Linked DNA regions of Homo sapiens: region 1 is linked to region 2. A link is a contact called in ENCODE Hi-C or POLR2A ChIA-PET data. All regions are on one chromosome and are shown on one strand. The core of a region is the stretch at or near the end of the contact, and the rest is flanking DNA. Distances in the headings are between cores, read along the strand shown.

The links. Hi-C counts contacts between places; a loop is a spot of excess contacts on that map. ChIA-PET counts read pairs that join two places held with the same protein, here RNA polymerase II (POLR2A). Pooled maps may share reads with other maps.
Region 1: a loop to region 2 is called in a pooled map, with 2.8 times the contacts of the local background. The contact joins two enhancer-like sites. A Hi-C loop is called at or near these places in 1 of 37 single-sample maps with no recorded cell type and 8 of 50 pooled maps. POLR2A ChIA-PET finds 5 or more read pairs at or near these places in 3 of 52 experiments (MCF 10A, OCI-LY7 and activated T-cell).

What each region holds. Positions count from the first base shown.
Region 1 is chr11:102,556,108-102,562,200 of GRCh38, forward strand. No RefSeq gene overlaps it. Among named protein-coding and RNA genes, the nearest start is that of MMP7, 28 kb to the left of the region's middle. Within about 2 kb of position 4,749, at least 13 of the 41 ENCODE cell types and tissues checked have a DNase peak (open chromatin) inside an H3K27ac peak, as active enhancers do.
Region 2 is chr11:102,286,549-102,292,281 of GRCh38, forward strand. No RefSeq gene overlaps it. Among named protein-coding and RNA genes, the nearest start is that of BIRC3, 28 kb to the right of the region's middle. Within about 2 kb of position 1,568, at least 5 of the 41 ENCODE cell types and tissues checked have a DNase peak (open chromatin) inside an H3K27ac peak, as active enhancers do.

The sequences.
Region 1 (6,093 bases), core at 3,499-5,998, 270 kb after region 2:
CTCAAGCTCCAATGTGTACATATTTTTCAATCCTCTGCTTGCATTACATTTGATAATGCCCTATTCAAGCCCAAATTGAAGTTTAGATTTAAGGAATAAAAAAATAAATTCCACTTCAATATAAAAGGAGTGGCAAATTCACATTTAAGTGGGCACATGTACAGGGCTGGTAAGAATTACTGTGGCCATTTCTGCAAACGGTTTACTGTGTTTAGCATCCCCATTTTTCATTCAGGAAAACAAACTCAAGGAGTAATTTGAGCAAGTTTATAAAGTCGGACAGGATTTGAACATAGAGGAGTGACCATCAACTTTATATTCTTCCCATATATCACCCTGCTTCTAGGTGGAGCGAGCTTCACAAACCACTTTTCAGAGATTGCCAACTCTGAGAAAAAGGAAAGATGTGACTTTGCGACAACCATTTTGCCTGCTGTAGGAAGGCAGTCAATACAAATGCACTCTTTTATGTCATTATGTCAGTGCTCTGGGCATAGTCAGTGCTCTGGGAAGTCTCCCAGGCAGCCTATTTTCCAGTACAAGGACTAGCTTAGACCGAGGCAATGAAAAATTCATGACAAGAGAGTTCAGAAAATGTAGTGTACTTGCTGCCTTCAGGTACCACTTGATTGACTTCTCTCATATTGGGCTCTGCAGTAGCCATGTAATAAAGCAAGGGTGGGAAATTCCATGTTGGAAGCCCTCTTCCTGGGGCTCATCCCTGAAGGCTGTATGGTTGCTGCCTAAGATGGTAAGGGTATCAGGCAGGTTTACGTGGTGTCTGTGGCCGTGGCAGTATGTACAGAGGACAGTGACCATAATAGTGTCATGGAGGGGAATCTTCCTAACGAGATTTAGTTTACTAAGTTAACATTGCAGGTATTACTTGAATTGTATTCCCTGCTATATGCAACTATTAAATTAGATTTTTTCTTAGGGATGATCCTCTTTATATTTTATTGATAAAAATTTAGTGACAATACTTCAGCTATTTCACAGAGTTGTATTTGCATTCTGACTAATTAGTTCAAAATGCTACCTCTAGTCTGGGCATGGTGGCTCATGCCTATAACCCTAGCACTTTGGGAGGCCGACACAGGAGGATCGCTTGAGCCCAGGAGAAAGAGACCAGCCTGGGAAACATGTGAGACTCTTGTTTCTACAAAAAAAATTTAAAAATTAGCCAGATGTGGGGGCATGCACCTGTGGTAATAGCTACTCAGGAGACTAAGGTGGGAGCATCACTTGAGCCAAGGAGGCAGAGGTTGCAGTGAGCTATGATCGCACCACTGCACTGCAGCCTGAGCGACAGAATGAGACTTGTCTCAAGCAAAAACAAAAACAAGAACAAAAACCCAACAACCAAAATGCTGCCTCTAGTTTTCTGCCTATTTGTGTAATGCATATGCATATTTCTGATATGTTTATGTTTGCAGAATGAATAGACTAACCAAAGCTAAAGCACAAATGCAAAAATTGGCATTGATGAGAACTGATTCTACTTACGTGACATTCTGGAAAAGAGAAAATATACGAACAGAAAACAGATCAGTAGTTACCACGGACTAGAGAAAGCTGAGGGAATTGACTACAAACGGGCACAAAGGAACTTTTCTGGGTGATGGAAACATTCTACATCTTGATAGTGGTGTTGGTTACCTGACCTCCTAAACTCATAACTGTACACTTAAAATGGGTGAAATTTACCATATGTACCTCAATAAGCCCAACTTAGGAAAACAATAAAAATAATGATGCCCCAACCATCTTATTTAAATAATCTACATTTTAAAAGATGCTAAATTAGGATAAATTTTAAAATTTTTCAATGAATTTTACTGTTTAGAAATTTATCATTAAGGAAAACTATTCCAGACTTAGAAAACGTAGAGATAGTTGTGTCCTTTCAAACTCATATAAAAGCATTGTCTAATAAGCTGACCTGAGGGACATCTGATGCTTTAGAATGATGTTACTGATAACAGCAGGAGGCAGACATATTCCTAGGCAGACAGGGGTGGGTCTGCAGTGAAACCTGACCCTCAAGCCAAAAACAGCCTGAAGCCTGAAAACCTGGCTCCGGGTTCCAGATAGAGTCCACAACCTAAGCGAGAACTATTTCTGTGTGCCCGCTCTTTTCTGATTGGTTATTTCTGAAAACTTCCTTTTAATCAATCAAATGTTGCCTTTTCCAAGGGTACCTACAGCCCACATCTCCCCCATTCTGAGCCTATAAAAACCCCAGACTCAGCCACATGGAGGGACTACCCAACTTTGGGTAGGGGCTACTCACTTTGGGAACCCTCTCTGTGGAGAGCTCTTCTGCCATTTGATAAAACTCTTCTCTGCCTTGGTCACCCTCTGGTTGGCTGCATAACTCATTCTTCTCGAACGTAGGACAAGAACCTGGGACCTGCTGAATGATTGGTGCAAAAAAGACTGTAACATGTTCCTGGCTGGCTCACTGAGCTGTGGGCATTGACACGCTCCCATTCTCTGGTCCATGGGAGAGAAGAGCGGCAACCCTTCTGGAGCCCAGACCTCAGGACTCCCCAAGCTGGAGCTGTAACACCCCCTTTGGGTTCCACGGTTGCTGATGTCTCTGAGTTTTTCAGGCACCACCATGTTCCTCTCATCCAGATGCTGGTGCCCAAGGTGGAGGCCACTTGCAGTATTCCTGGTCCAGCTGCAGACTTGTACAGAGGTGGCCCCTGGAGTTGCCCCCTACTGCTGTAGCAGCTGGTGCTCCTGGCTTGCCCTTGATGGGTGTGAGATCCAGGTTGGCAGCATGAGCACAGCACAGCCTGCTGGGCCGAGTATGTGGGGCAAGTCTAGCAGTGAGCCCTGAGTGGAGTGAAGCTGGGGCAGGAGTGCTGCCGGCCGCAGAAATTTCCACCTGGAAAGCAGCACCTAAAAATCCTGTCATTTCTTTTGTTAAAATTACTATTTACTATTGATTAGGACTAGATTCTAGGAATTAACATCTATCATTACAGAGTTGAAAATAATTTTCATTTGGTAGAGATGAAATTGATTTCTGTGTGATTGTGTAGGGGAGGAAAAAATGCTCCCTTCTACCCTTCTATGTTCTGTGGCTGGTCTAAGAATTAAATGGACATAAAAAACATTAGTAGGAGAAAAATAACTTTAATTTATGGACATATGCGTGGGAATCCCACTAAAAATGAGACTCAAGGAAGTACCCAGATAACTGAGACATATGTCAGCATAAGCTATAGGAAAAAATAGGGCTTTGGAACTTCTGGGGAGTGGTGGAGGCAAATGATGGGAAGGTGAGAGGAGGAAATGTAGGGTGAATATAGTTTACCTTCTTATGTGGATAAGAGTCTCTCAGGCAATAAAAATTGTCTTAGAGTTGTTCTCTTCCTGGTATGGATACCTTTACTAATAGAAATTTTCTTTGTAAATGTAAATTTTCCTTACAGAAGGGGAAGTTTATACATTATTTTAAACAGGTGAGGGGGAAGTGAAGAGCTTTTTCTGCATTGGCTGTTTCTTAATTTACTTTAGCTTGAAATAAGCAATATGCCAAGTGGCATATTTTGAGGGTAGCATGTTTTGAACCCCTTCAGTAGAAAACATAATCCAGAGGTTATGATTTTATAGCTCTTTACGACATTAGCCGGTTTTGCTCTGTTGGGAGGAAAACTTTCCCCTAACCCTCTTAGGTTTGAATGGTCTAGGCCTTTGGATTAACTAAGAATAGATTAACAGAACAAAAGTTTTTGTGCCTACAGAAGTACTCAGTAATGAGTAACTTGTTTAGTAGCCAGAGATAAAGGTTTGTATTCCAATTTAGCAAAAATGGAGGGGAGGTTTAGGGCATCAATAGGAAAGTATGAAAGGCTCTATTTGGCTTTTTGATGCTAATAGGCAGCTAAATTCATACTTCCTGGTGCTGAGTGTCAGTATTTTCTGAAACAGGAAACTCCCTGGGTGAAGGGGTGTGGGTAGTGTCAAAGGCAGGTGTATTTTTGGGAGTACCTGCATAAGTGTAGATAATGTTTTATTTTTATTTTTTGGTGATTGTAGATTAAGATGTTCTCAGTTTAAAATAATTTTTATACCACTTTGGTGAGCTGTTAATCTACCCAGTATCTAATTTAGCAATCTTATTTTAGCATCTTTTCTTTTACTAATTCGATACACCAGTCTTGCATATACTTCTTTAAACAGCCTTTACCATCCTAATGGTTCCCTCATTAAGTTTAAATATTTGAAATGTGCTCACTATGTATTCTCATAAATATATTTTTGAACATTAAAAAGTTTATACTTTGGCAATTTTCTATACTTTTTCATTCCTAGTACACAGTAGTTCTCTTACATATGCATGTATTAGCCTTTTGTTAGTTTATAATATCATCATTATGGGAAAAGTATTCTGAGTTCTGAAGAGCCAATGAAGAAAGTTTTGAAACACACCCGATTTTAACTTGGGGACTGTCTGTACTATATTTTTTAATAGTCTGTGGTTTCGTGTTCTCTGGTACTTAAATTCCTAAGCTTTACTGCCTTGAAGTTCTTGGCACACCATAGGCAGATTAGCCACGTGGTCATGTTTTGGAGTTTGGGTTGTGTTAGAAGTTTGGGTTCTGTTAGAAGAATAATTAAATCTTAGGCAGAAATTGGCTGACTTCCTAATAGGCAAGGTTAAGTCTCATGATGCTAGGCTACTAGGCAGGGTTTCTTGGCATGACAGCTATTACATTGAAGTACTTGACAGTTTTCGTTGTAAAGAACATTCTTATTTATAAAGTAGCTCCCTCATATTTGTGGTTTCACTTTCTGCAGTTTCAGTTACGGTCAACCGCAGTAGGTTATTTTTATGAACATAAGATATTTTGAAAGAGAGAGACAGAGAGAAAGAGACCACATTCAAATAACTTTTATTACAGTAAATTGCTATAATTGTTCTATTTTAATATTAATTATTGTTAATCACTTACTGTGTCTAATTTATAAATTAAACTTTATCCTAGGTATGTATATATTGGAAAAAAATAGTATATATAGGATTTGGTACTATCCCCCCACTGCAAGCACCTACTGGGAGTCTTGAAATGCAACCCTTGTGAATAAAGGGGGACTGCTGCACCTCACTAAATTCTCACCTGGTAAATTTAACCTAGTGTTCTTTTATTCCCTCCTCAGTGGAATTTTGACACTTGGTTGTGATATTTTATGAAAAAGCCCTATTCAAATAATTTTTGGTGCAGTTATGAAATGGATCGCCAATTTTATTTTTTCCTCCTTCCTTCTTTTCCTTCTCTGTGGTATTTTAAAATATTTCACAAAACTAGTGTATAGAATATTAACACACTTTACAGATGATAACTTTTAGTCACAGCATCCTCAGTTTGGAAACCTGCTGAATAATATTGTTCATATGATGACAAGTTTGAAATGAAGGCACATTATTTTGAATGGCTGTGTCCTATGGCCCAGGGTTACCGAAAATGTGGTCCATGGGCCAAGGCCTGCCTGCAAACTGTTTACTACCTGTCTGTAATGAGATTTCTACAGAACTTGAAAGCATTTGTAAACTTTTGTAAGCAATTTCTCAGAGTAATTTTATGTCTGTTGAATAAACTTACAATGTTTTCCTAAGAGAAGGATGTGGTTTGTCACTTGCTGTTTCTTCTCCTCCTTCTTACTTTCTTCCACTCCTCTTTCTCTTTCTCCTGTTACTGTTACTGCCCCTGCTGCTCATCTTCTCTTTCCTGACTTTATTCTTTGTCTTCTTATTCTTCTTTTTGCCTTCCTTTCCCCCTCTTCCTGCTCCTTGTGATTCTTCTCCCTTGTCCTCCTCCTCCTCCTCTAGATATGAAAGTCCACTATATTCACACAAGGTATGTAAGTAATTGTTCCTTTCAGTTACCTTGAGGAGAACTAATTAATTTAAAATATTATTTTAAACACCACCTTTATCTTATAGCTCCAGTGAAAAACTGCATTTTGTAACCTACATTTTTTTTATGGAATAAATTCCAGTTTTTCAGCTTGATTTTCAGGATCTTTCCAATGTAAGCCCAATATAAGAGTCCTAACTCTTCATAATTCCCTTAAAAA
Region 2 (5,733 bases), core at 318-2,817:
TCCAATCACATTTCTACGTGGTTGTCCATTCTTCATCAAACCTAAGAATAAAAATAGAAAGTTTTTTCTGGGTCTTTGGGTCTTCATTTCTGAAGGCTCCTGTGTCATCACAAAATACTTTGATTAAATAAATTTGTTATGCTTTTCTCTTGCTAATCTGTCTTTTGTTATAAGAGTTTTGGCCGTGATCCTTATGAAGGGTGAGACAAACAATTTGGAAATGGCATGCAAACAGATAGGACTACCTCCATTATCGTATGTAAGAATAGCAATTATGGGCCGGACATGGTGGCTCATGCCTGTAATCCCAGCACTTTGGGAGGCCAAGGCCGGTGGATCGCCTGAGGTCAGGTGTTGGAGACCAGCCTGGCCAACATAGTGAAACCCCATCTCTACTAAAAATATAAAAAATTAGCCGGGCAAGGTGGTGGGCACCTGTAATCCCAGCTACTTGGGAGGCTGAGGCAGGAGAAGTGCTTGAACCCGGGAGGCAGAAGTTGCAGTGAGCCGAGATCGCGCCATTGCACTCCAGCCTGGGCGACAGGGCGAGACTCTGTCTCAAAAAAAAAAAAAAAGGGGAGTTATTAATTTTATTAATCACATGATGGAGTCTTTCTGGGGAGAACAGGTGGCTCCCAAGCAGGTCCAAGCATGGCTTGAGAGAGCAGGGAAAGGAGACTGACTCTGCTTTTACTTGTGATTAGAGGGTAGGGTTCTTACTTGGCCAAGGCTTGCATGGTTTGAACTCACTTTCAGTGCCAAAGGAGGAAGCACTCAGGATTTCTTATCACCCCGCCCAGAGGTGGGGCAAGGAGAAGGAAGTTGGCGGAGGGGGAGGGGGGGCTTGAAAACTGTCAGCAAACATCAAAAATGGAGTCAGACTATGAGAATAAAAGAGTTTAAAAACCTCCTGTTTACTTTTTTTTTTTTTTTTTTTTTTTGAGACGGAGTCTCGTTCTGTCACCCAGGCTGGAGTGCCGTGGCGCGATCTCGGCTCACTGCAAGCCCCGCCTCCCGGGTTCACACCATTCTCTGGCCTCAGCCTCCCGAGTAGCTGGGACTACAGGCGCCCGCCACCGCAGCCGGCTAATTTTTTTTGTATTTTTAGTAGAGACGGGGTTTCACCGTGGTCTCGATCTCCTGACCTCGTGATCCGCCCGCCTCGGCCTCCCAAAGTGCTGGGATTACAGGGGTGAGCCACCGCGCCCGGCCCCTGTTTACTTTTTTTCTCTTTCTTTGAAATGGAATCTATGTTGCCCAGGCTAATTTTGGAACTCCTGGATTCATCTTTTCTACATTAAAAGATAATTTTCACTTAAAAAAGGGAACAAGTAGCTTTGTGTATTATATTTAATTTTGGCCTCCAAGTTTGAAACATCTGAACTGTCAATTAATGAGGTCTACACTACCGCTATGGGGCTTGGGACTTGTCTGTCCCTGGTTAGAATGTTTCACTAGGGAAGAGACTTCAGAATCTCTCTTGTTACTGTTAAATAGTAGCGGGCACATAGTAGACATGTTGCAAATATTAAATGGATGGCTGGTGGATAAATGGATGGATGAGTTCAAGAGAGTTGCCACTAGATGGCACTGTTTATTTGGATCTGTGTTGCAAATTTTCACAGGCATCTCAACAGTCCAGGGGAAGGTGGTGGCTATTCTTCGGGATCACGTCAGCCACGTATGTCTGAACTCCCCTGATCCTGCCCCGTTATGGCTGCTCCTTCATCCCCCACCAGCCCTCGAGGGGGTTGAGAATCATGAAATTTTCTCCTTGGAAATAATCTCAGATATTATCTATTCTATTGCAACTCCCCAAATTTTCAGGCTAACAAAATGGGGGGCAAGCCGTGAAACACTGCAGTGGGAGTGTAGCTGTCAGCAATTGATTTAGTTCAGATGTCTCAAACTTAGGAGCCAAAAATAACGATAATATGCTGAGCTATGTGTTCATTCAGAAAAAAACAAAAACCAAAAAACAAGAATTTCCTGCAGCGGACTTAACACCTGCATCCTGCGCCCACCATGATCCAGCCCCTGCAGTTACCATGCCCCTACTCCCCCAACCTCCCCCGACCTCCATCTGTTGTAGCAGACCCAGAAGGTCCTTCCCTAGACTTACATCTAATATTTACGTTTCACTCCCCGATAAGCTGTAAGGATCCCTTGCTTTCTGCAAATCGACTAGGTCTGCCATTTTCATCCTTAAACCTGACCTCCTTCTCCATTTGGCCTCAGGCCCAGCTGACCTGGCCTTGTTTTCCTCATCATAAGTGACAGTTTTTTAAAATCTGAAACATTCTAGTTGCAAATCCCATTACTGCCTCTATAGAATCCTGCGGTTTTGATTTTATCTAATCCCAGCATTTAACAGCAACTGGGCAGCTCTGCTATATCCGGGCCTGTGGTAGTCTCATTATCATGCATTTTAGCAATTATTCAAAATGCACCTTTTCACATAGAAGAAGAGTAAGTCCAAGTCCAATCTAGCCATAATTCATTCACTCATTCAGTAAGCATTCACTACATGTATATTACATAGAACCGGGTTCGGTCATTGTTTATAAAAACAAATAAGGCATTTCCACTCCCCAAAAGTAGACATGCAATCAGATAAAGTACAATCAAGTACATTAAATGCTTAGTAGTCTAATGAAAATAAATAGCAGCGTCCTTTATCAGACTGAAATGAAATATTGTTCTGCAATACAGACCACTGCAACTCTGAGTTTTCATCTACAATATAAGAATGATAAACTCTACCTCCCAGGCTAGTATGAAAACTCAAGAGTGAGTGTGGATATATAAACAAAATTTCCTCAGTACAGCTCTTGGCCTACAACAGGTGTTCAATAAGTACTGTTCCCTTCTCCTTCTCTATAATAAAGGTATAAACAAAATTTTGTGGGAACACAGAGGAGGAAGGTTGTAAGAGTTTCCTGAAAACTCTGCAATCTGAAGCACAGAAAAAGAAGAAAGTTGTAGGCAGGGGGCAAAGTAAATAGAGAGATGCATCAGCTGGGTCCTCCGGGAAGCAGATCTGAGACAGAGTTAGTGCAAGAGGCTTAGTGGGAAGTAATGCCACGAAAAATGAAAGAGACTGGAGAGGCGGTGTTGGGTGGAAAAGCTCAGACAACGTTGCAGATCTGAGTCTCCACCCACCCAACAGAGAGCTCTGGAGCAATAGTGCCTGTTAGAGGAGTCCTGCATTTTGCAGAAATATCCAGGCCCTGGTTCCCCTCCAGGAAGAACATGACCTTAGCTAAAAAGTGGCAGATTCTGGAGGTAGTAACAGCAGAGGCTGCCAGCTCACTGCATTCTTGGCAGTTGAGCAGCAAAATTTTTTCTTGAAAAGAGATCTGAGGGGCACACCTCTGTGTCTGCCACAGTATTTTGTTCTACCTCCTTCTAAGACTTACAGAGTGCCAGTATGTCCAGATGCTGTGCCAGGCACTTTTTTCATTTATTCTTGCAACAGCTCTTTCAGATGGATAAGATCCCCACGTTTCAGATAGGCAAAGTGTGTTTCAGTCCATGCTCTTCCCCAGTGGCCTGCTTAAAACAACGTCAGTGGTGGTGGTTGTCTGAACCAGCAGAAGTTACTCCAGGGAGTGAACCTAACACAAGATTTGGATGCAGGGAGACACAAGCTGAAGGTAAACTGGAACTGACAGGTTCTAGTCAAAATAGTAGTGACCCTGATGGTTCAATACTCTTGAAAGAGAACTTTCAAAGATAATAATACATGGTTCAATTACCTATGGTGTAATTGGGATCACGTATTTCCCTTACTTGGAATTTTCCATGGCTTTCCATTTGTCTTAGTCACATCAGGCTGCTCTAACAAATTGCCATAGGCTCAGTGGCTTAAACAACAAACACCTGTTTCTCACAGCTTTGCAGGCCAGGAAGTCCAAGATGGAGGCACTGGCAGGTGTGGAACTTGGTGAGGGCCAGCTTCCTGGTTTACAGATATCTATCTGATTTGTATCCTCACATGGCAGAAAGCAGGGAGAGAGGAAGCAAACTCTCTCCTGTATTTTCTTATAAGGCCACTAATTCCCATTCATGAGGGCTCTACCCTCAAGACCTAATCACCTCCCAAAGGCCCCACCTCCTGATACCATCACAGTGGTGGTTAGGCCTTCAACATATGAATTTTGGGGAGCATAACTTTCCTCTATAACACCATCAGACTCAGAATAAAGTGCCTTATCATGGCCTTCAAGGCTCTGCTTGTCCTGGCCTTGCCTGAGCCTCTAACCCAGTGCTTCTCTTGCCCCCCGGGGGACATTTGGCAATGTCTGGGGCCTTTTTTGGTAGTCACAGCTTGGGATGGAGCAAAGGAAGGTGTTACTGGCATCTAGCGATACAGGCCAGGGATGCTGCTTAACATCCTACAATGCACGGGACAGCCCTCGACAAATAATCGTCCAGCCCAAAATATCAGCAGTGCCAAGGCTGAGAAGCCCAGCTCCCTCCCCTCCTATTGCTTCTCTCTCCTTATTCACTCCACTCCAGCCGCTAGCTCAGTGCAGGCCTCGACACATGTTCCCACTCTCTGGAAGCTGGCTTGTCTTCCCACCGCACCTCTCATGTTCAGGTCTCAGCTCAGATGCAACTTCCCCAGACAGGAGGCTGGCAATCTGTTCAAGGCATGTTCCTCCCAACCTCTCCTGTTATCTTCGCTCCCATCCCCCTGATATCTTTCTCCATGACACTCACCATGATTCACAAATCCAGATTTATTTGAACTTTGCCGTGCTTCTTTCTTGCTATACTATGAACTCCACACACTATATGTCCATCCATTAGTAGGTGCTAAGCATATTCTATGTGCTGAAAACATACTTGAGTGAATTAATAACATTTTCCAGAAAATGCCTTGGTTTGGGGAAGCTAAATTCCAGATGCATTTAGAGGGAAATTTCATTGCAGTTTAGTTACAGTGTGGCACTTATCATTTATTTTATTACTGATTATCCAAATTTTTGGCCATCAGCATGTTTTCAGAGACTGTCTTATAATATTTGCTTTGCCGTGGAGAACACCTCATTATTGCGATGGCCTTTCTTGCCCACCTGCCCACCCACCTCCTGCACTCCCCCTGGCTACCCTGGCAGTGCTCCTGTTCCTCACGAGCACTAGGCTCAGTCCCCTCCAGGGCTCCACACTTGCTGTTCTCTCTGCCCCTAGACCTTCCCACATGGCTCACTTATTTCAGATCTCAGCTCAAATATGAAATCTTCCTGGTTTACAGAAAGCCCAGATGGGCTTTCCTGAGCATCTCTCTAGAATCATCACTGCTGTCTCCTTCCTATCCCACTGTCTTTTCTTTTGGAGCATATCCACTATCCACTTGTGCACTGTCTCCCCAACTACAATGTCTGCTTACCAAGGACAGGACTTTGCCTGTCTTGTTCATGGCATCCGCAGCCCCTAGAATAGGGCCTCTGGTAAAGACTGTTGAGTGAAGAGTTCCAGAACACAGAGAAAGGTACACAGCAGCAGTAATAAGGATGAGCAACCTCTGTGCAGCAACAACTGTCCACCCTCTAAAAAGCTGCTTTCAGAAAGGAAGGGGCAGATTGTCCAATTTTCTCCAGTAAATGCTGCTACCATCTTCTCTGCTAGGAAGGGCTTTTTTAAAATTTTAATTTAACTTAATTTAATTTAATTTAATTTAATTTAATTTAATTTAATTTGAGATGGAGTCTCGCAGTGTCGCCCAGG